5 separate regions of the Homo sapiens genome follow, and all the other regions are linked to region 4. A link is a contact called in ENCODE Hi-C or POLR2A ChIA-PET data. All regions are on one chromosome and are shown on one strand. Each heading gives the region's core, a stretch centred on a gene start or an enhancer-like site at or near the end of the contact. The rest is flanking DNA. Distances are from core to core; before and after follow the strand shown.

Region 1 (5,728 bases), core at 862-3,361, 370 kb after region 4:
CACAGGGAGTTAGCGCTTCTGCACGGCCATGTGGACCCCTGTGCTTCTAGAAAGGAAGATGGGATGACCTCGCCCAGCCCCAGGGATAGAAGGGCGGAAGTCTGGACCTCAGTTTGACTTTATACACCTTTTCGCCTCTTCTGGTTGGAATGGAGTTGGGGCGGGGAGGAATGTCTCATTTCATAGTGGGCCCCACCTTTGTTTTTTCCTACCTTCTCTCCAGGCCTAATGGACCCATTTATCAGAAGTTTCGCAACCAGTTCTTAGCATTTTCCATTTTTCAGAGTGAGTGACTGTTGCCTGGATTTGGGGGAAGGGACATGGTTTTCTGAGACTTTCACCAAGGGAGGGCCCCAGCTGACATCAATCAGTGCTTGCCTGTGTGGCAGGGAGACCAGACTGGGGGAGAGGGTCCCAGAAATCCAGAAGGAGAGCTGTCCCCGCCCCAGGTCAGCTCCACCCACCTCCCAGCCCCCAGCACTGCCTGCTCCTTCCCCAGGCTGGAACCCTGCCAACTGTGACCTTTGGGAACTGAGTAGCATTGGGGATACCAGCCTTTTTTCCAGTCCTAAATAAGTCCTCCAAATGGAAATATATATTATTTTTCTCATCTGAAAATTGCTCTGGATTTGTATACTGGTCCCAAGGGTTGCCTCTGGGGAAGGGGGCTTGAATGCTTGGGGACAGGGAGAGCGTCTTACTTTTCACCAACCTGTTTGTTCCCTTTAAATTTTATCCCATGTGTGTATTGCCTTTCTTTCCCTTTCTTTCTTTCTCTTTCTTTCTTTCTTTTTCTTCCTTTCTTTTTCTTTCTTTCTCTTTCTCTCTCTCTCTCTTTCTCTCTTTCTCTCTCTCTCTCTTTCTCTCTTTCTTTCTTTCTTTCTGATGGAGTCTTGCTCTGTTGCCCAGGCTGGAGTGCAGTGGCGCGATCTTGGCTCACTGCAACCTCCGCCTCCTGGGTTCAAACGATTCTTCTGCCTCAGCCTCCCGGGTGGCTGGGACTACAGGTGCGCACCACCACGCCCAGCTAATTTTTTTTATTTTTAATAAAGATGAGATTTCACCATGTTGGTCAGGGTGGTCTGGAACTCCTGACCTCAGGTGGTCCACCCACCTCTGCCACCCAAAGTGTTGGGATTACAGGCATGAGCCACCACGCCGTACCGTTTCTTTCTTTTTTTTTTTTTTTGAGATGGAGTTTCTGTCTGTCACCCAGGCTGGAGTGCGGTGTTGTGATCTCGGCTCACTGCAACCTCCACCTCCCGGTTCAAGCGATTCTCCTGCCAAGTAGCTGGGATTACAGGTGCCTGCCACCATGCCTGGTTACTTTTTGTATTTTGGTAGAGATGAGATTTCACCAGTTGGCCAGGCTGGTCTTGAACTCCTGGCCTCAAGGGATCTGCCTGCCTTGGCTTCCCAAAGTGTTGGGATTACAGGCATGAGCCATCACGCCTGGCTGTATTGACTTTTCAGATACTACAACCTACATTTTAAGTTAAAACCTGCTTGCAAACAAATACAAATGTATAAAGCCAAGAATGGAAATTGTATATCAGCCCACCCTAGAGGTGACGTTAGTTAAGATCTATGTCCTCTCAAAAGTTTTTATTCATAAATAGGTATATACATGTGTGTATTACATTATGTATCTTTTACAAGTATGGGACCTTTCTGTACATAGAGCTTTACTATTATAACCTGCCTTTTGAATTTTTAACAGTTTATCATGGCTATTTTTCATGTCATTACCACCTCATTTTTAGCAACAACGAAGTATCCCATTGGATGGAACTCTGTCTTGTGTCTTAGCATTGCACAGAGCTCCCAACATAGCACTGGCATAGCTTGCATTCCAGCAAGCATCTATTGAGTGTCTACTGCATGGAAAATTCCAGAAGTTTCAAATCTAGTTGGGGCTTAGATGGGTCCTCACATACCTGTGTTCTCTCTGTGTTCTGGATAAGGGCTAAAGCAGGTTCAGACCAGAGTGTGTGTGTCTGTTTGTGGTGTGTGGGCGTGGGAGAGGGTTGTAACCAGGGCACCCTTTCTGCTTCTGCCCAGTAAAGACCCATCAGCCTGTGCTTGGGGCAGAGAGGTGTGGCCCTGTCTTCCGGGGACACCAGGCCCTGAGCCCAGGTGCTGTGCTCCCCCTGCAGGCTGCGTCCAGTTCCTGCAATATTATTACCAGAGGGGCTGCCTCTACCGGCTGCGGGCCCTGGGGGAGAGGAACCACCTGGATCTCACAGTGGGTGAGTAGCTGGGCCTGGGTTGGAGCCGGGGCAGGTACTGGACCTGCCAGCTCCCCACACCGGGAGTGCAGCCCTGCGAGCACCTCCCATACAGCGGAGCCAGGCCGCTGCCCTTTATCCGAAGCGCCTTCCAGAATTCATCCTGGATTCTGTTTCAGCTGCCAAGTGCCAGGCCAGCTGCATACCAGGCCCCGAGGGCAGGGCCTCTGTCTCAGCCTCTGGAAGTGTCTATTTTTTTGTGTGTGTTCTAGAATACACACACACAAATTAGCCATTTGTGTGTAACATGTCTACATACCAACACGTATAAGTATATAAATGCATGTACACGGGGGAGACATGCCTCACTCTGAAGCCATAGGAGTGCCAGCCAGAAAAGTGAGGAGACACCTCATTGAGAATTTCAGGGGAAACTGTTTTTAATACAACTCTGCTATCTTTTTTTTTTTTTTTTTTTTTTTTGAGACGGAGTCTCACTCTTGCCCAGGCTGCATTGCAGTGGCACGATCTCTATTCACTGCAACCTCCGCCTCCCGGGTTCAAGTGATTCTCCCGCCTCAGCCTCCTGAGTAGCTGGGATTACAGGCATGTGCCACCACGCCCGGCTAATTTTTGTATTTTTAGTAGAAATGGGGTTTCACCTTGTTGGCCAGGCTGGTCTCAAACTGCTGGCCTCAAGTGATCTGCCCACCTTGGCCTCCCAACGTGCTGGGATTATAGGCGTGGGCCACTGCACCTGGCCAACTCTGCTGTCTTTTGACATAGTCATTTCCATCAAATTACTCTCCTAAGTAGGTCCTCCTGTCTCAAGACTCGATAGAACTAATGCATGTGAAAATTCATTATAAAATGCAAAACCCTGTGCAGATTAAAGAAATTAGTAACAACATAGCGCCCAGTGTCTGTGTGTTGTCACCTGGCTCTTGGTGGCTTGAAGAGAGAGAGCAGTCAGGCCAGGTGACAGGGTTGCTATTGTCATAGTGAATGCCCACCCAGCTATGACAGGTGAGGGCTGACCCCCCGCATGTGTGACTGTCCCTGGCTCATCTTAGGGTGACTGGTGTGGCTGGGGGTGGGCGTCTGGTGGAGCTGTGGGGGCAGCGGACCCCCTCAGCGGGTCCTTTTTCTTCCCTCCTCTCCACAGAAGGGTTCCAGTCCTGGATGTGGCGGGGCCTCACCTTTCTCCTGCCCTTCCTCTTCTGTGGCCATGTGAGTCCCCCTGGAGTTTGTGGGTATCTCCTGTCTGGGCTGACCCCCAGGAACAGAAGGTCTTCAGGCCTTGCCCTCCTTCTCCATCCGTCCCCATGCTGGGGCCCACAGCATCCTGGGGCCGGGGCAGCCTCTGGGCCCAGGGATGCCAAGGCAGGAGCCAGAACTGACCTAGCTCTGCCCTGGCCTCGGGTGCCTGCATTTCATTTTGGGGGTGTCTGTCAGTGTTGTGGGTAGTTGATACCCAAAGTTGGGTGAGGGGCCTGGCCATCACCCTGGCTTTCTACGTGGCCGGCCAGGGGAGTCTGGTGGGTGAGCAGCGCCTGCCTTCCTCTCCAGTTCTGGCAGCTCTACAATGCCGTCACGCTGTTTGAGCTCTCCAGCCACGAGGAATGCAGAGAATGGCAGGTATGGGGGGTGGGGGCATGCTCGGGGGAGGTTCCCGGGAGGGCTGGGGTGGCAGGGATGGGGTGTATGTGTGGCATGCTGGGGTGCGGATTCCTGGGGAGGGCTGGGATGGCAGATGTGGGGGTGGGGTGTGTGCGTGTGTGTGGTGTGCTGTGGGGAGGTTCCTGGGGCGGGCTGGGCTGGCAGGTGTGGGGTGTTGTGGGGGGCCTGCTTGGCGGGAGGCTTCTGGAAGGGCTAGGGGTGGAGCCTCTCCCAATCTGTGGATCCCAAGGAGGTTCGCCCCATCGAGCCCTTCCCAGGCCCTGCCCAAGCCTGAGGCCTCACCCTTCCCCCAGGTCTCCTGAATCTCTGCCTTCGATGGCAAAACCCTGCAGTTTGGGAGTTTGGGGGCAGCTGTGCTGGAGATTCTGGGGTGCTGGGGGCAGGGGTTCAGCAGGGCAGATGCCCCAGCCTCGCCCTCCTCTCTGGACTCCCCCAGGTGTTCGTACTGGCGTTCACCTTCCTCATCCTCTTCCTCGGCAACTTCCTGACCACGCTCAAAGTCGTGCATGCCAAGCTCCAGAAGAACAGAGGCAAGACAAAGCAGCCGTGAGCCTCGGGCTCCTGTGCCCTCGGCCCGGACTTCAGACTGCAGGGGGCTCCCGGGCTCCTTCCCAGCAGCCCTCTCAGGCCCGTGGCATCGCTGGGAGAGGGCCCAGGCCCTGGTCCCCCAGTGGACCCCAGTGGTCTAGAGGAATGTGAGCCCCGCCTGTCCGCACAGTGTCCGCCCACCTATTTATGACATATTTAATGCTGGGTCCCCCATCGTCCCTGGAACCCGAGGCCTCACTCCTGTGCTTGAAGGTGGCTGAGGCCGGGCCAGTCTTCCTGGGGATGGGGCCTGAAGCCTCAGGGAGCCCCTCTGTTCCCACTCCTGTCATTTGAACCCCTCTGGGTGGGGTTTGGATGTGCCTCGCGGGGTTGGATTTATGCTGACCTGCTACTTACCAGGCCCAGGCTGGGGTGGTGTGAACCCTCAGTGTCCTGTGGCGCCCCCACCCCGGGGCCACTCTGCTTCTGCTGTGAGCCCCCTCCTCGCCCACCCCGCCACGTGGTGAGGGTTATTTTAAGTTCTCAGAGACCCACCGCGTCTGCCTCGTGCTCTTCTTGCCCCTGGAGCGCTGGGGGCATCCTGAGTCAGGCTGTGAGAAGATTCGCCACCAGAGGGCGCCCCGGGCCCTGGGTCGTCCAAGGGGACAAGGACGTTCCCGTCTGTGCTTCGGGGTTCCCTGACCCCCCCATCCTGCAGCCCACCTTCCTGCAGTGTCGTGGCAGGTACTTGGAGAGTGGGACCAAGACCCTTGGCCCCTGTGGAGGGGAACCACCTCCCCCCTCCTTCCCAGAGCTTCTGGATGTTGTGGGAGGGAGGTGGGGGTGCCTGGCAGGCTCACCCCCAGGGGCCGCACCCTGAGGCGGGGTCAGAGCCACTGGGCATCGCTTGGGTGAGATTCTGCATTCGACGGGAGGCAGAGAGGCCACCAGGTTTGGCTGAGTGCTCTGCCCCACCATTCATATATGGGCCTCAGCTCCCCCTAACTGTGGCCCTACAAATCCCTAGGCCAGACCTCACAGCAGTGCCCACAGGCATGCCTTGTTTAGCCCTCCTCAAGGAATTTTAAAATTTTTAATTACTTTTTTTTTTTTTGAGACAGGGTCTGTTGCCTAGGCGGGAGTGCAGTGGCATCATAGGTCACTGTAGCCTCCGCCTCCAGGGCTCAAGGGATCCTCCCACCTCAGCCTCTGGAGTAGCTGGGACCACAATCACACACCACCATGCCCTGCTCCTTTTTTTTTTTTTTTTTTGAGATGGGAGTCTCGATCTG
Region 2 (5,145 bases), core at 2,470-4,969, 270 kb before region 4:
AACTGGGCAGGGGATCTGGGCTTGCATTTGAACTGTGGAACCTAACTTGGAGAGCATTGCTGAACCACGTGCCCTGGGAGAAACAGAGGAAGCCAGTGTTTAGAGAGACTCGCAATGGGCACACAGAGACAAACAGAGGCGGGCTTCAGACAAACTGAAAGAGCAACCTCAGCACAGGACAGTTTGGTTTCTGATTCTATTAATAGGTTCTCATGAGGTTGGGCACATTTCCTGCACTTGCAGTCTGTGAGATAAGTGTTTCCTCAAAAAAAAAAACTCCCTTTTCTGCTGAAGAATGTCACTTGATTTTCTGTAAATTGTAAACACACCCACACACTCACAAGACTAAGAAATCCACCGTTCAATCCCCAATTTTTTTTTTTTTGGTAACTTTATATTCCTTCCATCACGAGGTCAGAACATTTCATTGCTGCTGTGAGACTCTCCAGAGTTCTCATTAAAGAGTTCAAGACAATGGCTGTTCCGTTAGCCTCGATCTCTGAGTGATTACAGAGAGCTGAGCCATCTGGGAGACCCATGATGGACATATAGTGTGAGTGAGAATTAATTCATCACTGCTATAAGCCATGAGACACTGAGAGTGCTTTGTTATTGCAGCATAACCTGTCCTATCCTGATAGAATCATAAGAAGTGCTGAGAGACAATTTGCTGGAACTGATATTTACAGGGAGAAGAGAGCCAGAGAAAGATAAGACAAAGATTGGATGCAGTGGCTTATGCCTGTAACCCCAGCACTTTGGAAGGCTGAGTCAGGAGGATCACTTGAAGCCAGGAGTTCGAGACCAGCCTGGGCAGCATAGCAAGACCCTATCTCTACAAAATTAAAAAAAAAATTAACGAGGCTTGGTGGCATGTGCCTGTGGTCCCAGCTACTCAGGAGGCTGTGGTAGGGGGATCACTGGAGCCCAGAAGTTTGAAGCTGCAGTGAGCCATGATTGCGCCACTGCACTCCAGCCTGGACGACAGAGCAAGACCCAGTCTCTAAAATAAATTAATTAAATTAATTTTTTAAAAAGAAAGATAAGATAAAGAGTCATAGAAGTACAAATGAGAAACCAGGAGAACATGGGACCCAGGAAAGTCATGGAAACCAAGGGAAAATACTGGTCCAAGATGCAGAAAGTAGCCAGTGATGTTGAATGCATCCAAGAGATCAAGTAACATAAGGAATAAAATATATCCACCCAGTCTGGCAACTGAGAAGTCTTTGGTAACCTCTTTGAGAACAGAATCCATGGAGTGGAGGAGGTAGCAGTGATGAAATAGCGGACAAGGGCTGAAGGAGTGGAGAGGGGAGAGCATGAGGGACCAGTGCAAGAGTGCAGCAGAAAGACAACAAACAGGCCGGGTGTAGTGGCTCACGCCTGTAATCCCAACACTTTGGTAGGCTAAGGCGGGCAGATCGCTTGTGACCAGGAGTTCGAGACCAACCTAGCCAACATGGTGAAACCCCATCTCTACTAAAAACACAAAAATCAGCTGAGCGTGCGCATGGCTGTAATTGCAGATACTCATGAGGCTGAGGCACAAGAATCGCTTGAACCCAGGAGGCAGGGGTTGCAGTGACCCAAAGTCTTGCCACTGCACTACAGCCTGGGCAACAGGGGGAGACTCCATCTCAAAAAAACAAAAAAAAAAAAAAAAAAAAAAAAAGAAAGAAAGAAAAGAGAAAGAAAGAAAGACAAGAAAATAGATGTCTTTGAGTGGTAGCAAGAGCAACACTGAAGTGATTTGCCTATTCTGGACATTTCCTATAAATGGAGTCGTAAAAGATGTATCCTTTTGTGTCTGGCCTCTTTCACTTAAGCGTAGTGTTTTCAAGGTTCATCCATGTTGGAGCATGGGTCAGTGTTTCATTCCTTTTTATGGCTGAATAATATTCCCTTGTATGGGCTTTCGTGCTTTTGTGTATCCATCCATCAGCTGATGGACATTTGACTTGTCTGCCTGTTCACTGCCATATCTACTATTCCTGGTGCTCTTGGGAATGAGTGAATGAATAGCATAAACAGAGCTGTCCAGGGTCACAGAGCTGGTAAGATGTGAAGCCAGGATCGGAAGCCAGGCCATTAGTCCCCTAGAGCCTATGTTCTAAGCATCAGGCTTTACCTGTGAATCTCCTCTTTTTACAGATGAAGATGACCGTATCACTCAGATTCCCGGCAGGAAAGCAATGGCATACTCAAGTGGGGTAACTAATGATGGAACCATTTACAAAGGTGTGGACAGAGTTAAGAAAAAGCAATAGGAGATAGTGAGCTTCCTGGGGCTGGTAAGAGTGGGGAGCCCTTACCACTCCCAGGACTAAAGGAGGGAGTGGTGCCCAGAAGCCCTGCCTATATGCAACTGAGAAGGGCAGGGCCAGGGAGTCACGTCCATCCTCACTGCTCTCCAGTCTCCTGAACTGGAAGCCAGAAGGTGAGGGGAACCCTGATGCAGTTTGTATGTGTGAGAAAGTACAATTAGTTTAGACTGAAAAACTGAAAATCTACCCGGCCACTTAGCAGGCTGGAATAACAGAAAGGGATCAAGCCAGCTGTAAAGATAACAGGGAACAATAATTCTCTGTAGCTGTAAAGTGATAATACAACCCTGCATCTTTGAGTGACTGCTGAAACATTGTCCTTTAAAATCAGAGACCTTCAGAAACTTTGCTGTTTGAAATTACATGACTAAGACTGAAATATTCCAATTTTGCCTGGAAGATTTAAGTCATCTTGACACAGAGAAGCAGCCTCAATTTACAACTCAGGAGCAGAGCTTCAGATAAAGATTTTCTGGACACATTTGACATGTATCTTAGCTATGTTGCTTCCTAGGAAACAGGGCCCTGGGTCCTCTTTGCAATCCAGACTGAAGTTGACTGCTTTGTACAAACCTGTTTTGCTTTGAGTCCATCAAAACATGACTTCATTTAGATTTTATCTCAACTCCACTTTCCTCGGAATCCTATAATAAATTGCTGTTTTCCTTTGTTTGGTGATGTGCGTAGCTCTTCTGGTGGGTGGTGTCCCTCACTGAATAGGTCAACAAACCTAACTTTGTTGGACTGCCACTGTGTCCCTGGTGATCTTTGGCTGATTGGTCTAGGTCATAGATCGACCTGCCGGGGTGCAGAGGAGGGTGGAGAGTAACTCAGAGGGTCAAGCATGAAAGATCTGGCAGAAAAATAAAGCCCCTCCACCCCCACCACCCCTACCCCTGCAAATCTGATTTCCCCCACCAACTGCAGACCAGAGTATTATAAGGGGCGGTGGAAGAAGAGGGGGAGATCTTCATTTACCCAGAGCTCCTATACATCAGGGGCTGAATAAAGGGTTGTAGAAATGAATGAATCAATCTCTGAGTGGGGCTTCAGGCAATGGAAAGATCTCAGTCCTTTTCTGAGGCATAATGGAAGCTCCCAGTCTTGTGACATTTGCAAGGCTGCCCCTTTCTCCCAAGAGACATGAGACCAAAAAAGTGAAAGGAAAGGGGGGAAAAGGGAGAATTCTAAAAATGCCCATCCTCTGAACACCATCTTTGTGTAGGCATCTGGGGGAGGCCAGCTGGGGTGAGGTCATCTGCCAGCCAGGCCCGTAGGACTTGGCGCTTCTTGTTTATCACAGCCACATGTGGGGCCACTGCCAGGGCCCGCCCCAACTCTGCAGTCATTGGAGGAGCTTGAAGTTAAAGACTCCTGCTAAAAACCAGTACGTTTCATTTTGCAGTTACTGGGAGGGGGCTTGCTGTGGCCCTGTCAGGAAGAGTAGAGCTCTGGTCCAGCTCCGCGCAGGGAGGGAGGCTGTCACCATGCCGGCCTGCTGCAGCTGCAGTGATGTTTTCCAGTATGAGACGAACAAAGTCACTCGGATCCAGAGCATGAATTATGGCACCATTAAGTGGTTCTTCCACGTGATCATCTTTTCCTACGTTTGGTAAGTGGGATCTGGGGAGGACCCAGATCTCTGCAGTGGCCGACAGCACAGAAAGCCCCAGCGGGCAGCTTCAGGTGCACATTCTGAATCTCACATGGTTTTCGAATCTGAGACGTGCTCTCACAGCCAGCTGGGCGGGAGGGAGGAAGCAGCAGCAGGCAAGAGGAAACGGTGCCAGGCTGCAGCAGAGAGAAGCCACAGGACAAGCGGGATTCCTTTCTGCTCTACTTCAGGCCCGCCAGGGCGCGCAGGGCAGGGCGTGCCTGGGGAAGGTAGGAAAGCGCAGGGCAACACCCTGGATCCCCAGGGAGGAGGCGAGGATCTCAGGGCACGCCTGGTGATCATGCTGGCATCTGAGTCACCATGCTTGGGAGGAATAGGACCAGGCTTGAAAATGTGTTATAACTTTAGGTCCTCACCAACGTCAGGAAGGCCCTGCTTTTTGGTTTTTGTTTCTTCTAAAAGAAACTTACTGAGATATAATTTATACACCATACAATTGACCCATTTAAAGGGTACCATTTAATGATTTTCAGATTATTCCCAGAGTTGTGCAACCATCCCCACAATCAATTTTAGAATATTTTAATCGACTCAAAAGGAATCCCACACTCCTTCACCATCATTTCCAACACTGTTCCTCCTCCTTCCCACCCATCAATTTCCTTTCTGCCTCTATGGATTTGCCGATTCTGGACATTTCATATAAATGGAATCACATAATATGTGGTCCTTTGTGGCACTTAGCGTGTTTTCAATGCTCATCCATGTTGTAGCATGTGTTGATACTTCATTCAATTTTTTTTTTTAAAGAGACGGGGTCTCACTATTTTGTCCAGGCTGGTCTCAAACTCCTGGACTCAAGTGATCTGCCTGCCTCGGCCTCCCAAAGTGTCAGGATTACAGGCGTGAGCCATTGCACCCGGCTGATACTTCATTCCTTTTTACGGCTGAGTAGTACTCCATTGCATGGATAGACCACTTTTTTCTATCCATTCATCCATTGATGGACATTGGGGTTGTTTCTCTTTTTTGGCTATCATGAATAATGCCACATGAACATTTGTGTACAAGGTTTTATGTGGATATATATTCTCCTTTCTCTCGAATATGTACCTAAGAGTAAAAATTGCTAGGTCATATGTTAACTATGTTTCACCTTTGGGGGGAATGTGGAGCTGAATTTCACAGCAGCTGCAGTTTTTT
Region 3 (5,835 bases), core at 1,251-3,750, 360 kb before region 4:
GGGGGTGGTCTAGGAGGGTCTGCCAGAGTCAGACTTGAGTCCCAGGCCCAGAAGAAAGCTTGGCAAGAATTATAATGATGCTTCTGTTTCTGAGCATTTATCGTGCATGAATCATTCAGCCTGCATTGCACCACTGGCTTGGTGAGGGAGAGATGATGATGATGCCCCAATCACAGATGAAAAGAATGTGGGTTTGAGAAAGAAGAGTGGGAAGGTCAAAACCACACAGCTGGTAAAGGAAGAAGCGAAGAGTCTGTCTAATATCAAAATTTGTGGTTTCTCACTTATAAATTGTATGGCCTCAGGCTTCATATGCTGGGGATAGGTGCAAAGAACGGATAGGGGCCCAGGGCTTCTAGATCCCTCTGTGAGTTGGTTGCCCCTAGAGAGAGAACTTGAGCACTGGGCTGGGAGTCAGGGGTCCTAATTCTAGTCTTGCCTTTGCCACCAACTCGCTGTGTGACCTTGGGGTATCTCTCACCCTCTCTGTGCCTCGGTTTACTTAATTTTTTAAGTGAGTCATTGGTGAGACTGTCTGATTCTCCAAAGTCTTTCTAGCTCCGACCCTCTTGAATTTTGATCTTAGCTAGCACAGGCGGTGGCATGAAACAGCTGGAGGAAGGGCTTGGGGGAAAATCTCAGTGAGGGGGGCTTGGGTCCCTTGAGTCAAGTTCAAATCCCAGCTTCAACACTGTGTGACCTTGGGCAAGTCACCTCACCTCTCTGAGCCTCCATTAAAAAATCATTTTAGGCCGAGTGCAGTGGCTCACTGTAATCCCAGCACTTTGGGAGGCCGAGGAGGGCAGATCATGAGGTCAGGAGATCGAGACCATCCTAGCCAACACGGTGAAACCCTGTCTCTACTAAAATACAAAAAATTAGCCGGGCGTGGTGGTGGGCGCTGTCGTCCCAGCTACTTGGGAGGCTGAGGCAGGGGAATTGCTTGAACCTGGGAGGCAGAGGTTGCAGTGAGCTGAGATCGTGCCACTGCACTCCAGCCTGGTGACAGAGCAAGACTCTGTCTCAAAAAAAAAAAAACAAAAACAAAAATCATTTTATTGGCCGGCCAGACATGGTGGCTCACACCTGTAATCCCAGCACTTTGGGAGGCCAAGGTGGGCATATTCTTGATCCCAGGAGTTCGAGACCAGCATGGGCAACATTGGTGAAACCCTATCTCTACAAAAAATACAAAAATTAGCTGAGCATGGTGGTGCATGCCTGTAATCCCAAGCTATTTAGGAGGCTGAGGATCACCTGAGCTCAGGGAGATTGAGGCTACAGTGAGTGGTGATTGTGCCACTGCACTCCAGCCTGGGTGACAGAGCGAGACCCTGTCTCTAAAAAAAAAAAAAGTCATTTTATTATCAAAAAGTTAAAACACATAGAAAAATAGATGATACAACTAACACTCATATACCCAACTAGTTGATTCAACAAGTCTAAATTCCTGGCTACATGTGCTTAATCTAAGCCACGTTAAAGTAAATTATAGGCACCAAGGAACTTTGTCCCTAAAATACTTCAGTGTTCGTGTCCAAACAAAAGACAACCTTCTGATAACCACAAAACTACTGTTACACCTAACAAAATCAACAATGATTTCCCATATCAGATATATGTACTATCTGATATCTAGGCCAGTTGTCCCCAAACTATATTTTACAGATGGTTCATTCACACTAGGATCCAACCAAGGACCTCGCATTGTATTGGTTCTGAGCCTCCATTTGCTAATCTGTAAACTGGGCAAAGAATAGTACCTATCTCACAGAGTGCAAGAATTAGAGATAGTGTATGTTAAGAGGTTAGTCCAGTGAGCCCCCAAATGTGAGCTATTATTACTAGACTCATTCTACTCAAGGCAGTGGTGCAGTGGGGTGTAGACAGCTAGGTGGGATGGGGTATTCTGAGATGTCATCAGCATGGGCTAGGGATAAGGAGGACAGGGGTCCCCAGCATCCCCAGGGACGTGGACTCTGATACTGGGTTTTGTCTTGCGTGGGGGCTGGAGGAGCCCAGTCTTACCTTGACTACCTTCAGCACCCGCACATCCTGGTCCAGCCCACGCTTCCCCTGGAAATGCTCCTGCCTCAGAAACTCCTCCACGGTCCGCACAGCGTCTAGCACCTCTTCCTTCCACTCCCGGTGGGGCTGCAGCCACTGAGCCACGAAGGAGTCCAGCCTGGAGGCTGGTGTGCTATACAGTTCCTGCATCAGTGCCATCTCTGTCCCGAGAGTACCGCTGCTGGGCAGATATATAGCCAGGCTCCTACCCAGCTCCCTGGCACACACCTCCTTTTTTAAGGTAGCTCCTCCTCAGCTGCCCTCCAGTGCTCTGTGGGAGGAGGGACCCTAGCAGAGAGGAAACCAGGTGTGACGGGCTGACTCCAGGTCCCCCTTCTTGGAGACACCCTTGCTGCAGTAGGGGCACAGGAGGACTCTGGGCTGAGGCTGGAATATCTGGGGCCACCTTAACAGGCTGGCCGTCTAGTCAATCTGTCATCAGTTTCGATTCTCAACTTTTAGAGTTCTCCTTTATGACGTTGGGAAACTGAAGTTGGATAGTGTTTGACCCCAAAGGAGGCAACTTGCCCAGTAGGTTGGGGTTGGATAGTTGTTAGTCAATTCAACTGCTTACATCTGTCTAAGGAAATTGAGGCTTGGGAACGGAAGGGACTCACTAGTGTTCAGGTGGTGGAGTGAGAATCTGGAGCCCAAGAGAACAGACTGGGAATTCTAGTCTACCTGTGCCAGACTCTAACCTCTTTGACCCTCACTATTCATAGAGTGGGTTTTTTTGTTTTTTTGTTTTTTTTTTTTTTTGGCCGGGTCTTGCTCTGTTGCCCAGGCTGGAGTGCAGTGGTGCAATCTCAGCTCACTACAACCTCTGCCTCACGGGTTCAAGCGATTCTCCTGCCTCAGCCTCCCTAGTAGCTGGGACTACAGACATGTGCCACCACGCCCGGCTAATTTTTTTTTTGTATTTTTAGTAGAGACGGGGGTCTCACCATTTTGGTCAGGCTGGTCTCAAACTCCTGACCTCAAATGATCCGCCCACCTCGGCCTCCCACAGTGCTAGGATTACAGCGTGAGCCACCGCGCCCGGCCCATAGAGTGGGTTTAACAGGTATTATGATTCACGCACTGAACCAAGAAGTTCATGCATTGAGCCAAGAAGACAAAATAAGATGAGGTTCCTGTTCCAAGGGGACTCCCAGAACGGTGGAGGAGACACAGAAAAAAGAGACTGCAAAAGTCCAGTGCGATGAGTTAAGTAGGAAAAAAGCATGAAAACATGAAGCCGGCAGATGAGTTTCATTTGGTGTTAGCAGACACCTGCTTGAGAGGAATCTTAAAGACTGGGGATCCGGGCTGGGCATGGTGGCTCATGCTTGTAGTCCCAGCACTTTGGGAGGCCAAGGTGAGAGGATCACTTGAGGCCAGGAGTTCAAGACCAGCCTGGGCAACATAGCTGGACACCTGCAACTTCCCAAACTCTGAATAATATTAAGTGCTCCAGGGCTTAGTCCTGGGTCCTTTTCTCTTCTTGTTCTAGACTTACTCCCTTGGTGATTTCAGCCAGCGTTTAAATGTTTTTACTCTGGCAACTTCCACATTTTAATTTTATTTTTATTTATTTGTTTATTTTTGAGATGGAGTCTCACTGTCTCGCCCAGGCTGGAGTTCAGTGACACAATCTCGGCTCACTGCAACCTCTGCCTCCCAGGTTCAGGCGATTCTTGTGCCTCAGCCTCCCAAGGAGCTGGGATTACAGGAGCCCGCCACCGCGCCTGGCTAACTTTTTGTATTTTTAGTAGGGACAGTGTTTCACCATGTTGCCCAGGCTGGTCTTGAACTCCTGATCTGCCCTCCTCGGCCTCCCAAAGTGCTGGGATTACAGGCGTGAGCCACCATACCCAGTGACTCCCACATTTGTATCTTAAATCCATACCTCTTCCCTGAAATCCAGACTCATGTATCCAACTCCCCACTCCACATTGGCTTTGAATTCCGGTCTGCCCTTTGCCACACTTGTAACTTCTCTGCTTCTGTGGTGAGGATGATTGCAAGGGCAAGAACAGATGTAGGGAGATGGTCAGGACACTGCACAGTGGTGCAGGTGAGAGGCAGTGGTGGCCTGGAGTTTAAAACTCCAGTTTTTGTTTTAAAAACAAAAAGTTTTTTAAAAAATAGCTAGGTGTGGTGGTGTCCACCTGTAGCCCCAGCTACTTGGGAGGCTGAGGTGGGAGGACCACTTGAGTCTAGGAGTTTCAGGCTGCAGTGAACTATCATGGTGCCACTGCACTCCAGCCTGGGTGACAGCATGAGACTCTGTCTCCAAATAAAAAATAAAAAAGACTGGCACTCCAGCCAGGAGGATGAGGGTACAGCATAGAGGCTGAGAAGTATAAATAATGCTAGGATATGCCAGGGACTCAAGTGTGCTGTGTGCCTTGGGATGAAAGGGTGAGCAGGGGAGAGGTTAGAAATGTACCTGGACAGGTGGGCAGGATTGAATCTTGGAGTGCTATTCACTCATTCGTTCACTCATTCAACAGATACTTACTGGGCACCTACTCTGTGCCAGGCAGGTGCTGTGGATACAACAGTGAACAAACAGTAGTGAAAAATCCCTACCTGCAGATAGTTTTCTTTCTGGTAGTGGAGACAAACAACAAATAGGATAAATAGGTAAAATTATAGTAAAGAAGACGGTGATAAGTGCTAAGCAGAAAAACAAAGCAAGAGAAGGGATTAAGAGGTTGTGTGTGTGTGTGTGTGTGTGTGTGTGTGTGTGTGTGTGTGTGTTGGGGGCATGTATTTAGGTTTCAGTCTTACATAAGGTGATTAGGGAAGGCCTCCCTGAAAAGGAGACATCTGAGCAAAGACATAAGAAGGTGAAGAGTTTGGGAGGCCAAGACGGGTGGATCACAAGGTCAGGAGATCGAGACCATCCTGGTTAATACGGTGAAACCCCATCTCTACTAAAAGTACAAAAAATTAGCCGGGCGTGGTGGCAGGCACCTGTAGTCCCAGCTATTCGGGACGCTGAGGCAGGAGAATGGCGTGAACCCAGGAGGCAAAGCTTGCAGTGAGCCAAGATTGCACCACTGAACTCCAGCGAGACTCCGTCTCAAAAAAAAAAAAAAAAAAGAAGGTAGAGTGAGCCACGTGTGTAACAGAAGGAAGAAGATTCTTCATGGCAGAAGGAGTGGAAAGTACGAGGACCCTGTGGTGGTACTGCCCGGTGGCAAGTATAAGGAACATCAGTGTGCCTGGAACGGAGTGATCAAGAGCAGAGAGTGGAAGGGAATGCGGTTTAAGTAGTAAAGGGTGGCAAGGCAAATAGATACAGGATCCTTTTTTTTTTTTTTTTTGAGATGGAGTTTCACAATTGTTGCCCAGGCTAGAGTGCAATGGCACAATCTCGGCTCACTGCAACCTCCACCTCCCAGGTTCAAGCGATTCTCCTGCCTCAGCCTCCTGAGCAGCTGGGATTCAAGGTGCCCACCGCCACACCTAGCTGATTTTTGTACTTTTAGTAGAGACGGTGTTTCACCATGTTGGCCAGGCTGGTCTCTAACTCCTGACCTCAGGCGATCCACCCGCCTCGGCCTCCCAAAGTGCTGGGATTACAGGCGTGAGCCACCGCACCCAGCCAGGATATAAGATCTTTTTAAAAAGATTTATTCCATAAACAAGGAGCAGGAGTGGATAGGATCTTGAAGACGACTGTTAGGAGTTGGCTTTACTCTGAATGAAATGGGGAACCACTGGGGAGCATTTTTTGTTGTTCTGTAGGAGTCTGACACCATACATTGGAGAGTTTTG
Region 4 (5,681 bases), core at 1,853-4,352:
ACCCAGGCTGGAGTGCAGTGGCGTGATCTCGGCTCACTACAAACTCTGCCTCCCGGGTTCACGCCATTCTCCTGCCTCAGCCTCCCAAGTAGCTGGGACTACAGGCGCCCGCCACCGCGCCCGGCTAATTTTTTGTATTTTTTAGTAGAGATGGGGCTTCACCGTTGTCTGGATCTCCTGACCTCGTGATCCGCCCGCCTTGGCCTCCCAAAGTGCTGGGATTACAGGCGTGAGCCACCGCGCCCAGCCTCCTAGAATGTTTTCATTACCCCAAAAGAAACCTGTGTCTAGTAGCAGTCACTCCATTTCCCCCCTCCTCCTTCAGAGACCTTAATCACTACTCTACTTTCTATCTCTATGGATTGGCTTATTTTGGACATTTCCTGTAAATGGAATCATACAATATATAATCTTTTTGTATCTAGCTTTTTTCACTTAGCATTATTATTTTCTTTTTCTTTTCTTTTCTTTTCTTTTTTTTTTTTTTTTTGAGACAGGGCCTTGCTCTGTCGCTCAGGCTGGAGTGCAGTGGCGCAATTTTGGCTCACCGCAGCCTCAACCTCCTGGGTTCAAGAGATTCTCCCACCTCTGGCTCCCGAGTAGCTGGGATTACAGGCGTGCGTCGCCACATCCGGCTATTTTTTTTTTTTTTTTTTTTTGTATTTTTAGTAGAGATAGGGTTTCACCACGTTGGCCAGGCTGGTCTCGAACACCTGACCTCATGTGATCCGCCCGCCTCCGCCTCCTGAAGCCTTAGGACTACAGGAGTGAGTCACTGTACTCAGCCAGCCGCATGATGTTTTCAAGGTTCATCCATGTTGCAGTATGTATCAGTACTTCATTCCTTTTTTGGTCTAATAATATTCCACTGCATAGAGAGACCACATTTCCTTTAACCATTTCTCAGATAATGGACATTTGGGTTGTTTTTACTTTTTGACTATTATGAATAATGCTGCTAAGAACCATTAGCATGTACGTTTTTCTGTGGACCTAGGTTTTCATTTCTCTCGGGTATACACCTAGGAGTGGAATTTCTGGGTCTTATGGTAACTCTGTATGTTTTAACATTTTTGGGCCGGGCGCGGTGGCTCACGCCTGTAATCCCAGCACTTTGGGAGGCCGAGGTGGGCGGATCACGAGGTCAGGAGATCGAGACCATCCTGGCTAACACGGTGAAACCCGTCTCTACTAAAAATACAAAAAACTAGCCGGGCGCGGTGGCGGGCGCCTGTAGTCCCAGCTACTTGGGAGGCTGAGGCAGGAGAATGGCGTGAACCCAGGAGACGGAGCTTGCAGTGAGCAGAAATCGCGCCATTGCACTCCAGCCTGGGCGACAGAGCGAGACTCCGTCTCAAAAAAAAAAAAATTTTTTTTTTTAAGAATTGTCAGGCATTTTCATAGCAGCTGCATCATTTTACATTCCCACCATTCATGTATGAAGATTCCAAATTCTCCACATCCTCACCATCTATTTTCTTTCTTTTTAATGTTACCCATCCTTGCAGGCGCACAGCGGTATCCATGGATTTGATGTGCATTTCCTTGATAGTTAATGATGTTGAGCATCTTTCATGTGCTTATTAACTCTGGAGGTAGACCTGCCAGGCCTTTTCTAATGAGGGACAACCATGGCTTTGTACCCCAAGAACATTTTTATTGAGTTGCTTTGTGTCTAGATCATTAGGAGAATTAATTAATACTTTCTCTTCCAATGAAGCTCAGCTGCGTCCTACATCGTGAATGAAAGGCTTTCTGTACATTTTTCCAAAAAAAACCTAGGACTATTATGGATAAGAAGTGACATTATCTGAGCAGCACTTGAAGCAAGAGAAATACATACTCTGATGCATTATTTCAGTCTAAGGAAGTGGCCTGCCACGCACTCTCTCTCTCTCCGTGTGTTTTAATCTAATATAGCACAACTTGTCGAAGCAAATCTATAATGTATATAAATAACAGAACAGTCTTAGGTCCTCATGAAGAGCGAACTGACTTTTTTATGTTTAAAATCTTAAATACTGGTTAAGTTAGAGGTGAGATTAAAAAGTGTAGGAAAATCGGCTGGGCCCGGTGGCTAATCTCAGCACTTTGGAAGGCCGAGGTGGGCGGCTCACCTGAGGCCAGGAGTTCTAGACCAGCCTGGCCAACACAGTGAAAACCAGTCTCTACTAAAAATAGAAAAAATTAGCCGGGTGTGGGGCGGGCGCACGAAGTCCCAGCTACTAGGGAGGCTGAGGCAGGAGAATCCTTTGAACCCGGGAGACGGAGGTTGCAGTGAGCCGAGATCACACTATTGCACTCCAGCCTGGGCAAGAGCAAGACCTTGTCAAAAATAAAAAAAAGGTGTAGGAAAATAAACTGTCATCCAGTACAGCTGAAGAAATCGATACCTTAATTTACAACCTCAGTTTCTCTGTCCAAAGGCAATTCCAAGACTCGAGCAAATTCTTTTATTATGCTACGATTTTGGTTATTTTGAATACAGCTTTTCAAAGAGCCCTTGGGATTTGAGAGCCCTTGGTTTTCTAAGTGTTTTCAATAAGTCTTGTTTTTAAAGGCCGCGTCCTAGCGAGTGCAGCTGCCGCTCCTTACCGGACCCACGAGTGAGGAGCCCCGAGGTCATCACCGAGCATGAACGCGGGAACGTCTGGGAAGGAAATCTGAGGCCCTGCTCTGACGGTCATAACAAAGGCCTTCGAGCCAACCGGCGTGTTCAAATTCACCACGGCCCTTCCCGCGCTCCCCTCCCCGGAAACTTGACCACCTAGCCCAGAAAGCCGCAGCAGCTTCCTCAGGGACGCTATCTCCCATTTCAAACACCCAACCGAGAAAGCAGCGCCGCAGCGCGCCTTCCGCCACGCCCAGGTCCGCAGGTCTTCGCTCGGGGCGGAAAAGAATCCTCCCCGCGCACTCCCAGCCAGGAGGAACGCCAGAGGCCCCGCCCAATCCCTGTCGCTTCATTGGCTCTGGTGACCGGCCTCCCGAAAGTCGGCTTCCTATTGGTCGTCGTGGCCGCCGCTCTGCGCTTTTACCGGGGCACGCGGCGAGCGTGACCACGCCCCTTACGTCCGGACGCTCGGTCGCCTCCCGGGGCGCGGTAATCACCGCCCAGAGGGAAGGAGGTCGGCAGTGTGAGGAGCTGCTATGGTGCTGAGTTTCCTGGTAGAGCCGGCCGAGCTGAGGCGGTCGCGGCCATGAAGGTGAGGGGCCGGTGGAGCCGGACAGACCCTCCTCGCCAATCCTATCCTGCCAGGGCACCTGAAGCGCCTCCTTTCTTTCCGCCTTAGCGGTTACCTAGTCGTCATCTCGGAGAGCTGCGCTGAGGGGGGTCGCTTGCCCGGCTTCAGGTGCCCCAACCGAGCCAGGGCAGGCTGCCGGACCCTCTCGAGCTCCTCCAGTGCCACCCCCGTCAGCGACCCGAGCGGTGGGGAGAAGCCGGGCGTCCCTAGCGTTCGCGCCGGGTGGGCCCCTCTCTGCGCCGGGCCCTGTGCGCCTCCTCGGGGGCCTGAGGCAGAGCCGCCAGGGCTCGCCTGAGCCTCGGTCCCTTGGCGCGCGGCGTGCCCTTTCCCGCCCCGAGTCCTTGAACTAACCCAAGTGTTGGGGACATCGTGGGACCGAGGAGAACAGGAGGGGTGCAGGGGGTGGTGAGGCTAGGGCCAGGCTAACGGGTTAAAGAACTCTCAGGGTGGGGATGCCACCCGGAAGGGGTGCTTCGTAGGCTGCACGTCGGGGCCGCGAACTAGAGAAGGCTGGATGTGCCTCCATCGCCACTAGGTAAACGCAGCAAGGAATTTGGCAGCTTGAGTTCTCCAAGGTGGGAGTGAGAGCGTGGGAGCATTACTGATGAGAAGTTGAAGAAAAGGGGAAAGGGGAGCGGGGTTTCCGGCCTACTTCTGAGAGATGATTCTCAACCCGATCACTGAGAGTTCTGAAGAGCTTTGTGAACAGCAGTCAGTTCAGGGTATTGATTCATTTGCCGAACTCAAACCAAGTGGGATGAGTCATAAGGTGATGATAACTTTCAGACCTAGATGGTTTCGTTAATCTCAGTGCAGAGGTGTGCTGGGGGTGGGTAATCTAGCAGGTGAGCTGCTAGATTAACGCTGTCTCCATAAAGCGTCAAAGATTTACTATAGAAGATTGAAAAAGAGTGTCAGCTGGTCACAGAAATTCAGCACATGTTTTGTTGAACGTTTTCTGTGCGTTAGCCAAGAGGGAGACATGGTGAAGAGAAGTAATTCAAAATACAGTCTCATCCCTTAGGAAGGCAGTTTACCATTCAAAAGAAGAGTTATTTGTAAGTAACCATATTACAAGGCAGAAGGCTATAGGTATCAAAAAAAAAAAAAAAAAAAAGGCAGGGACAAAACACAGGAGCCAGAAAGGATACTTCTGGCTACAGAAAGCAAGGAATATTTTTGGAATAGGTAACTTTGGAACTGTGCCTTGAAGTATGAGGATATTGTAAAAGCTTATTTTTAACTTTCCAGTTTAGTTATAAAATATTATTACAGCTTGAAATATCTATTAAAGTATCTAGAAGTAGCTTTATTTCCTGAAAACCACCCTCTGCTGTGTTAAGATCCAAAAACAAAGCAGGGATCTTTATATATAATGCCTCGAAGAATCAGTATCTTTATTAATATTAAATTTGTGGCCCATTAAGGAACTAGCTATCGAAGGAAAGAATTAGAGACAGGTCCAGTGTTGAAATTTTTAAACAAGTTCTTTGAAAACAGACGTGTGTTTTGAATTGAAGTGGAAGGTACTACTTTCTAAGATGAAATTTTAGAAACAAAGTTTGGTGGCAATTGAAATTATAGAAAAGATACGTATTTTCAGAAGCAAAATATGGACCTGAATAGACATCAGCCTGTGCCAGATGACAGTTATAAATGATGCTTTTGTTTTTGTGAAACTGGATTTACACCATTGAGGATTTGGGCTGTTAAATGTTTATTATTTAACTTAATGTTGATTTATATTGAAATTGTTTAATTGTGGGTATGCTCATCTGTAGATTTCTGGGCAGAGACTGATTCCTGATGTCATGGAATGCTAACATGTGAATGTTCATGTAAGGAAATACTTCTTTCTGTGGAATTAAAATTACATTAAAAGCTAAGCAAGTATACCTGGCCGGGTGCAATAGCTCACGCCTATAATCCCAGCACTTTGGGAGGCCAAGGCAGATGGATCACTTGAGGTCAGGAGTTCGAGAACAGCTTGGCCAACATAGCAAAACCCTGTCTCGATTAAAAATTATTTTAAAAAGAAAAAAAGGAAAAAAAAAGTTAAGCAGTTAAAAATAAACAAGAAAAGCTAAGCAATTATATGGATAAGTACATGTTCACTCAAACCTGGAGCAGCTGGTTTTAGTATATGTACGGAATGGGTATTTACTTTCTCCCTTTGGCGTTTTGGTTTGGTTTGGTTTGGTTTGGTTTAGAAACTGATGTTTTGAAATAGGTCTTACCTCTCAGACTCAAGTAACTTTTTAACCTTGCAGTAACATCCAATCAACTTCCTATAAGGGATTAAAAAAAAAAATCCAAATTGGTGCCCTGTGTTAATTTGATTTAATCCTCTTTCCCATTTTTCCTTATTTATATTGATCTCACCATTAATTGTGCTAATCTGGGTTCTTCCAAGCTCAAAATGAGATATCAAGGAGAAAG
Region 5 (5,211 bases), core at 820-3,319, 440 kb after region 4:
GCACGGAATCCTTTGGGTTCTCTCTGATCTCTTTATTTCTGAAGTTCGTGATCCCAGAAGCTCTGATTTCTTCTATAATCTGAAAAAAATCCCCAATTCCCACCATTATACCAACTCAGAGTATTTTTTTCTTCTATTGAGCTCTGCTGCCTCCTAGCTCTGAGTTGACTTATCCTCACGGAGGGTTCTCAAGCATTAGAAGCAGAAAGAGGCCAGAGACAGTGGCTCATTCCTATAATTCCAGCACTTTGGAAGGCTGAGGTGGGCGGATCACCTGAGACCAGGAATTCGAGACTGGCCAACATAGTGAGATCCCATCTCCATGAAAAATAAAAACAAAATTAGCTGGGCGTGGTGGCACATGCCTATAGTCCCAGCTACTTGGGAGGCTGAGGTAGGAGGATCACCTGAGCTCAGAAGGTGGAGGTTGCAGTAAGCCAAGAGCACACCACTGCACTCCAGCCTGAGCAATGGAGTGAGACTCTGTCTAAAAAAAAAAAAAAAAGAGAGAAAAAGAAAAAAAAAAGAGGCCAAATTTGCCCACCACCAACTCTTACCTGGTTTTGAAGAAAGAATCTCCTTCCTAGGGTTTTAGGACCCAGCTGCCTCATTCTTTTGCAAGGATCACTCACTCTTCTATGAGTATGAACAAGCCCCTTTCCAAAAGAAGTCCTCACTGCGGGCAAGGCTGGGGCAGTGCAGCTGCGTGGGTGGTCATGGGCACTGCCCTGCTGAGGGCAGGGACTGGGATACCAGGCCCCTCCTACCTGCTTTATCTCTGAGACCAGGAACCAAGGGACCATATCCTACAGTTGATGAGCAGGGATGCTGCCCCTAGAGTCCCTTGTCTAACACTCTCCCCTCTCCTGTGTTCAGAGGTTTGGGCTCTGGGTAGCAAAACTGAAGACAGCTCATCTTTAGAGATCATCGGCCGGGCGCGGTGGCTCACGCCTGTAATCCCAGCACTTTGGGAGGCCGAGACCATCCTGGCTAACAAGGTGAAACTCCGTCTCTGCTAAAAATACAAAAAATTAGCCGGGCGTGGTGGCGGGCGCCTGTAGTCCCAGCTACTCGGGAGGCTGAGGCAGGAGAATGGCGTGAACCCGGGAGGCGGAGCTTGCAGTGAGCCGAGATCGCACCACTGCACTCCAGCCTGGGGGACAGAGCGAAACTCCGTCTCAACAACAACAAAAAGAGATCATCAAGCCGGCAGACAAGATGCTGCCAAACTCTGACCCCACCTCAGGGCCTTTCTCCGTTCGCTCTTCCTGGAATCCTTTTCCCGAGCATGGTCCCATGGCTGGCTCCCAAATGTCACCTTCTCGGAGAGGTCTTCCGTTATCAAAATTAGCTCCCCTGCGATCTTCGCTTCCACATATTCTCATCAACTGCCTTTTTTTTTTTTGAGACAGGGTCTCACTCTTGCCCAGGCTGGAGTGCAGTGTCAGGATCAGGGCTCGCTGCAGCTTAGACCTCTGTCCATCAATCGATCCTCCCACCTCAGCCTCCTGAGTAGCTGGGACCACAGGTGTGCGCCACTACGCCAGGCTAATTTTTATTTGTTATTTGTGTAGACGCAGGGGGGTCGGGGTCTTGCTATGTTACCGGGCTGGGCTCGAACTCCTGGCCTCAAGCGATCCTCCCACCTCTGCCTCCCAAAGCGCTGAAATTACAGGTGTGAGCCACCACGCCCGGCTCATCGCTTGCTTTATTGTCTGAATCGCGTTTATCTCTCTACAAAAGCAGTGTCATCCGTCTTTCCCTCCAGAGCAAGTCCCCTTCCTTCCCTGGTTCCAGAATTCCCCTCTCCGCGTGGTCCCGCTGGCAAAGCGCTGGCACCCGCAGCTCCTCGGTCCCGCGGCGCTGGCGGCCGCCCTGGCCTCCCCCTGGCTGCCATAAGGCACTACTGCCTTATGCGCAACACAAACACAGACACAGTATTGGACCGGGGCACGCTTTAATCGGGAGGGCTGGAGCAGAGGGCGGCCCCGCCGAGGGGCGTGGTCAGTGTGGGCGGAGCCTTGGGGGCCGAGTCCGCTGGTGGGCGGGACCCAAGGGGAGCAGCCAGTAGGGAAGTTGGGCGAGTTCCAGAATCAGGGGGCGTGGCTGTGTGGCTGTGGCCTCCGTGGGGTGGGCGGGGCTTACATGCCGGGCACCACCCCATTGGTCTCCATGTTGGTGAGGTTACCCCGCAGGTTCTGCTCCTCCTCGAAAGCCTTGAACAGTGAGTTGAAGTTGCCGGCTCCAAAACCCTGTGGCGGGAAAGAGAGGAGATGAGCCAAGGACCCAGAAAACCGAGTGTGCTAGCTGCCTGTCCCCTCGGGCCTGCCGGGGACAAGCAGTACCTGGTGGTTGTGGCGCTGGATGACTTCCAGGAAGAGCGTGGGCCGGTCCTGCACCGGTTTGGTGAAGATCTGCAGGAGGTAGCCTTTCTCGTCGTAGTCCACCAGGATTTTCAGCTCCTAGGCGGGAGACAGGGGGCTCTGCTAGGGGAGGCTGGCACGGTGAGATCCTTGGAAAGTCCACAGGGGCTCCTGCACCCCAAAAGTCTGGAAATGACCTCTTTTTCTGGCAGTTCAGCCACCTCCAAATATATCCCCAAACTGTCCTATTACTATCCCCCTACTACAGTTCCTAAGGCACCATTCAAGACTGCTGCCCGCTTCTAATCTTGTATCCTTACAATCCATCCTCCCCGCAGACATTATCAGGACACTTTCTTTTTCTTTTTTGAGACGGAGCCTTGCGCTGTTACCCAGGCTGGAGTGCGGTGGCGCAATCTTGGCTCACTGAAACCTCCGCCTTCCGGGTTCAAGCGATTCTCCTGTCTCAGCCTCCCGAGTAGCTGGGACTACAGGCGCAGGCTACCATGCCCGGCTAATTTTTGTATTTTTAGTAAGACGGGGTTTCACGATATTGGTCAGGCTGGTCTCGAACTCCTGACCTCAGGTGATCCACCCACCTCGACCTCCCAAAGTGTTGGGATTACAGGCGTGAGCCACCATGACCTGCTGCGGGATCTTTTAAAAGTCGGATCATGTCATTCCCCTGTTTAAAATCCTCCAGTGGAAATCGGAACCCTCATGTACTGCTGGTGGGACTGTAAAATGGTGCAACCACTTTGGAAAACAGTCTGGCAGCTTCTCAAAAAGTTAAACATATAGTGTTGCTTCCTTAAAATACGGATTAAAAAAAAAAAAGGGGGTGGCCAGGCATGGTGGCTCACTTTGGGAGGCCGAGGCAGGTGGATCACCTGAGCTCAGTTCGAGACCAGCCTGGCCAACATGGGGAAACCCAGTCACTACAAAAAAAAATACAAAAATTAGGCTGGGCAAGGTGGCTCACGCCTGTAATCCCAGCACTCTGGGAGGCTGAGGTGAGTGAATCACCCGAGGTCAGGAGTTCGAGACCAGCCTGGCCAACATGGTGAAACCCCATCTCTACTAAAAATAAAAATAAAAATAAATTGGCTGGGCATGGTGGCACACGCCTGTTATCCCAGCTACTCAGGAGGCAGAGGCAGGAGAATCGCTTGAACCCGGGAAGTGGAGGTTGCAGTGAGCCAAGATCGGCCACTGCTCTCCAGCCTGGGCAACAGAGCAAGACTCTGTCTCAAAAAAAAAAAAAAAAAAATTAGCTGGGCGTGGTGGCGGGCGCCTATAATCCCAGCTACTGGGGAGGCTGAGGCAGGAGAATTGCTTGAACCCAGGAGGCTGGAGGTTGCAATGGGCCAAGATCGCACCACTGCACCCCAGCCTGGGAAACAAAGCAAGACTCCATCTCTAAACAAACAAAAGGGAACATGGAATTACCATGTGACCTAGCTACTCCTAGATATATTCCAAAGTGCATTGAAAACACGTCCACACAGAGCCTTGTACATAGATGTTCACAGTAGCATTACGTATAACACCCCAAAAGTGGAAACAACCCAAATATCTATCAACGAGGAATAGATAAACAATGTGTGTCTATCTATACAATGGGATATTTTTCAGCCACAAAAAGGAACGAAGCACTGACACACACCCCACGCAGATGAACCTTGAGCACATGCTATGGGAAAGAAGCTGCTCACAATAGGCCTATTTTGTGATTCCTTTTTTTTTTTTTCCGAGATGGAGTTTCACTCTGTCGCCCAGGCTGGAGTGCAATGGCGCGATCTCGGCTCACTGCAACCTCCCCTTCCCTGGGTTCAAGCAATTCTCCGGCCTCAGGCTCCCCAGTAGCTGGGATTACAGGCATCTGCTATCACACCCAGCTAATTTTTGTATTTTTAGTAGAGACAGGGTTTCACCATGTTGGCCAGGCTGGTCTTGAACTCCTGACCTCATGATCCGCCCACCTCAGCCTCCCAAAGTGCTGGGATTACAGGCATGAGCCACCGTGCCTGGACTTTGTGATTCCTTTTGATGAAATGTCCAGAATAGGCAAATCTATAGAGACTGAAGGTAGATTAATGGTGCCTAGGGCTGGGGTGGGAGGGGGGAAGGGAACAGAGGGGGTTGGGAGGTGCTGGCTAAGAGGCTCAAGGTTTCTTTTTGGGGTGACAAAAATGTTCTAAAATTGATTTTTTGCCCAGGCTGGAATGCAGTAGCCTGATCATGGCTCACTGCAGCTTTGACCTCCTGGCCTCAAGTGATCCTCTCACCTCAGCCTCCTGAGTAGCTGGGACTACAGGCACGAACCACCATGCCCAGCTAATTTTTTAAAACTGTTTTTTTTGTAGATACAGGGTCGCCCTGTGTTTCTCAGGCTGGTCTTAAACTCCTGGCCTCAAGCAATCCTCTCACTTCAACCTCCCAAAATGCTGGGATTATAGGTGTGAGCCACTGTGTCTGGCCTAACTGTTTTTGTTTTTCTTTTAGACAGGGTATCACCCAGGCTGGAGTGCAGTGGCCTGATGATGGCTCACTGTAGCCTCTACCTCCTGGGTTGAAGTGATTCTCCCACTTCAGCCTCCCCAGTAGCTGGGACCACAGACACAGATCACCACGCACAGCTAATTTTTTTTTTTCTTTTTGTAGAGATGGGGGTTTCGCCATATTGACCAGGCTGGTCTCAAACTCCTGACCTCAAGTGATCCACCTGCCTTGGCCTCCCAAAGTGCTGGGATTACAGGCATGAACCACCATACCTAGTCCTAAAATGGATCTTTTTTTTTTTTTTTTTTTTTTTTGAGACAGAGTCTCACTGTGTCGCCCAGGCTGG

What was found. A loop is a pair of places that touch in the nucleus more often than their neighbours do. ChIA-PET counts read pairs that join two places held with the same protein, here RNA polymerase II (POLR2A). Pooled maps may share reads with other maps.
Region 1: a loop to region 4 is called in a pooled map, with 3 times the contacts of the local background. The contact joins the enhancer-like site here to the promoter of RNF34 in region 4. A Hi-C loop is called at or near these places in 2 of 50 pooled maps. POLR2A ChIA-PET finds 5 or more read pairs at or near these places in 6 of 52 experiments (GM10248, T-cell, activated B cell and 3 more).
Region 2: a pooled map shows a loop between it and region 4 (5-fold over the local background). The contact joins the promoter of P2RX7 here to the promoter of RNF34 in region 4. A Hi-C loop is called at or near these places in 2 of 37 single-sample maps with no recorded cell type and 10 of 50 pooled maps. POLR2A ChIA-PET finds 5 or more read pairs at or near these places in 3 of 52 experiments (A673, WTC11 and activated T-cell).
Region 3: a pooled map shows a loop between it and region 4 (21-fold over the local background). The contact joins the promoter of OASL here to the promoter of RNF34 in region 4. A Hi-C loop is called at or near these places in 8 of 50 pooled maps. POLR2A ChIA-PET finds 5 or more read pairs at or near these places in 4 of 52 experiments (PC-9, activated T-cell and activated naive CD4-positive, alpha-beta T cell).
Region 5: a map of CD4-positive, alpha-beta memory T cell shows a loop between it and region 4 (19-fold over the local background). The contact joins the enhancer-like site here to the promoter of RNF34 in region 4. A Hi-C loop is called at or near these places in 1 of 168 maps with a recorded cell type or tissue (CD4-positive, alpha-beta memory T cell) and 9 of 50 pooled maps. POLR2A ChIA-PET finds 5 or more read pairs at or near these places in 2 of 52 experiments (T-cell and activated B cell).

Annotation. Positions count from the first base shown.
Region 1 is chr12:121,771,265-121,776,992 of GRCh38, forward strand. TMEM120B (transmembrane protein 120B) reads left to right here. Exons shown (of 12, transcript NM_001080825.2): 8 at 224-285; 9 at 2,157-2,249; 10 at 3,394-3,458; 11 at 3,798-3,866; 12 at 4,345-5,728. The coding sequence ends at 4,458. Among named protein-coding and RNA genes, the nearest start is that of RHOF, 20 kb to the right of the region's middle. RefSeq lists silencers at 2,018-2,067, 3,719-4,013. Within about 2 kb of position 2,112, at least 14 of the 41 ENCODE cell types and tissues checked have a DNase peak (open chromatin) inside an H3K27ac peak, as active enhancers do.
Region 2 is chr12:121,129,157-121,134,301 of GRCh38, forward strand. It overlaps P2RX7 (purinergic receptor P2X 7), which reads left to right and starts at 3,720. Exons shown (of 13, transcript NM_002562.6): 1 at 3,720-3,939. The coding sequence starts at 3,815. The region is part of intron 2 of LOC105370032 (a long non-coding RNA gene); the gene reads right to left. RefSeq lists an enhancer at 1-124.
Region 3 is chr12:121,036,746-121,042,580 of GRCh38, forward strand. OASL (2'-5'-oligoadenylate synthetase like) reads right to left here and starts at 2,501. Exons shown (of 6, transcript NM_003733.4): 1 at 2,029-2,501. The coding sequence starts at 2,226. RefSeq lists enhancers at 1,665-2,166, 2,167-2,666, 2,246-2,665.
Region 4 is chr12:121,397,016-121,402,696 of GRCh38, forward strand. It overlaps RNF34 (ring finger protein 34), which reads left to right and starts at 3,103. Exons shown (of 6, transcript NM_025126.4): 1 at 3,103-3,203. The coding sequence starts at 3,198. RefSeq lists enhancers at 2,646-2,725, 3,211-3,742, 3,743-4,274.
Region 5 is chr12:121,837,587-121,842,797 of GRCh38, forward strand. HPD (4-hydroxyphenylpyruvate dioxygenase) reads right to left here. Exons shown (of 14, transcript NM_002150.3): 13 at 2,346-2,462; 14 at 1,941-2,252. The coding sequence ends at 2,142. Among named protein-coding and RNA genes, the nearest start is that of TIALD, 16 kb to the right of the region's middle. RefSeq lists enhancers at 1,262-1,932, 2,604-3,273 and a silencer at 1,895-2,094. Within about 2 kb of position 2,070, at least 16 of the 41 ENCODE cell types and tissues checked have a DNase peak (open chromatin) inside an H3K27ac peak, as active enhancers do.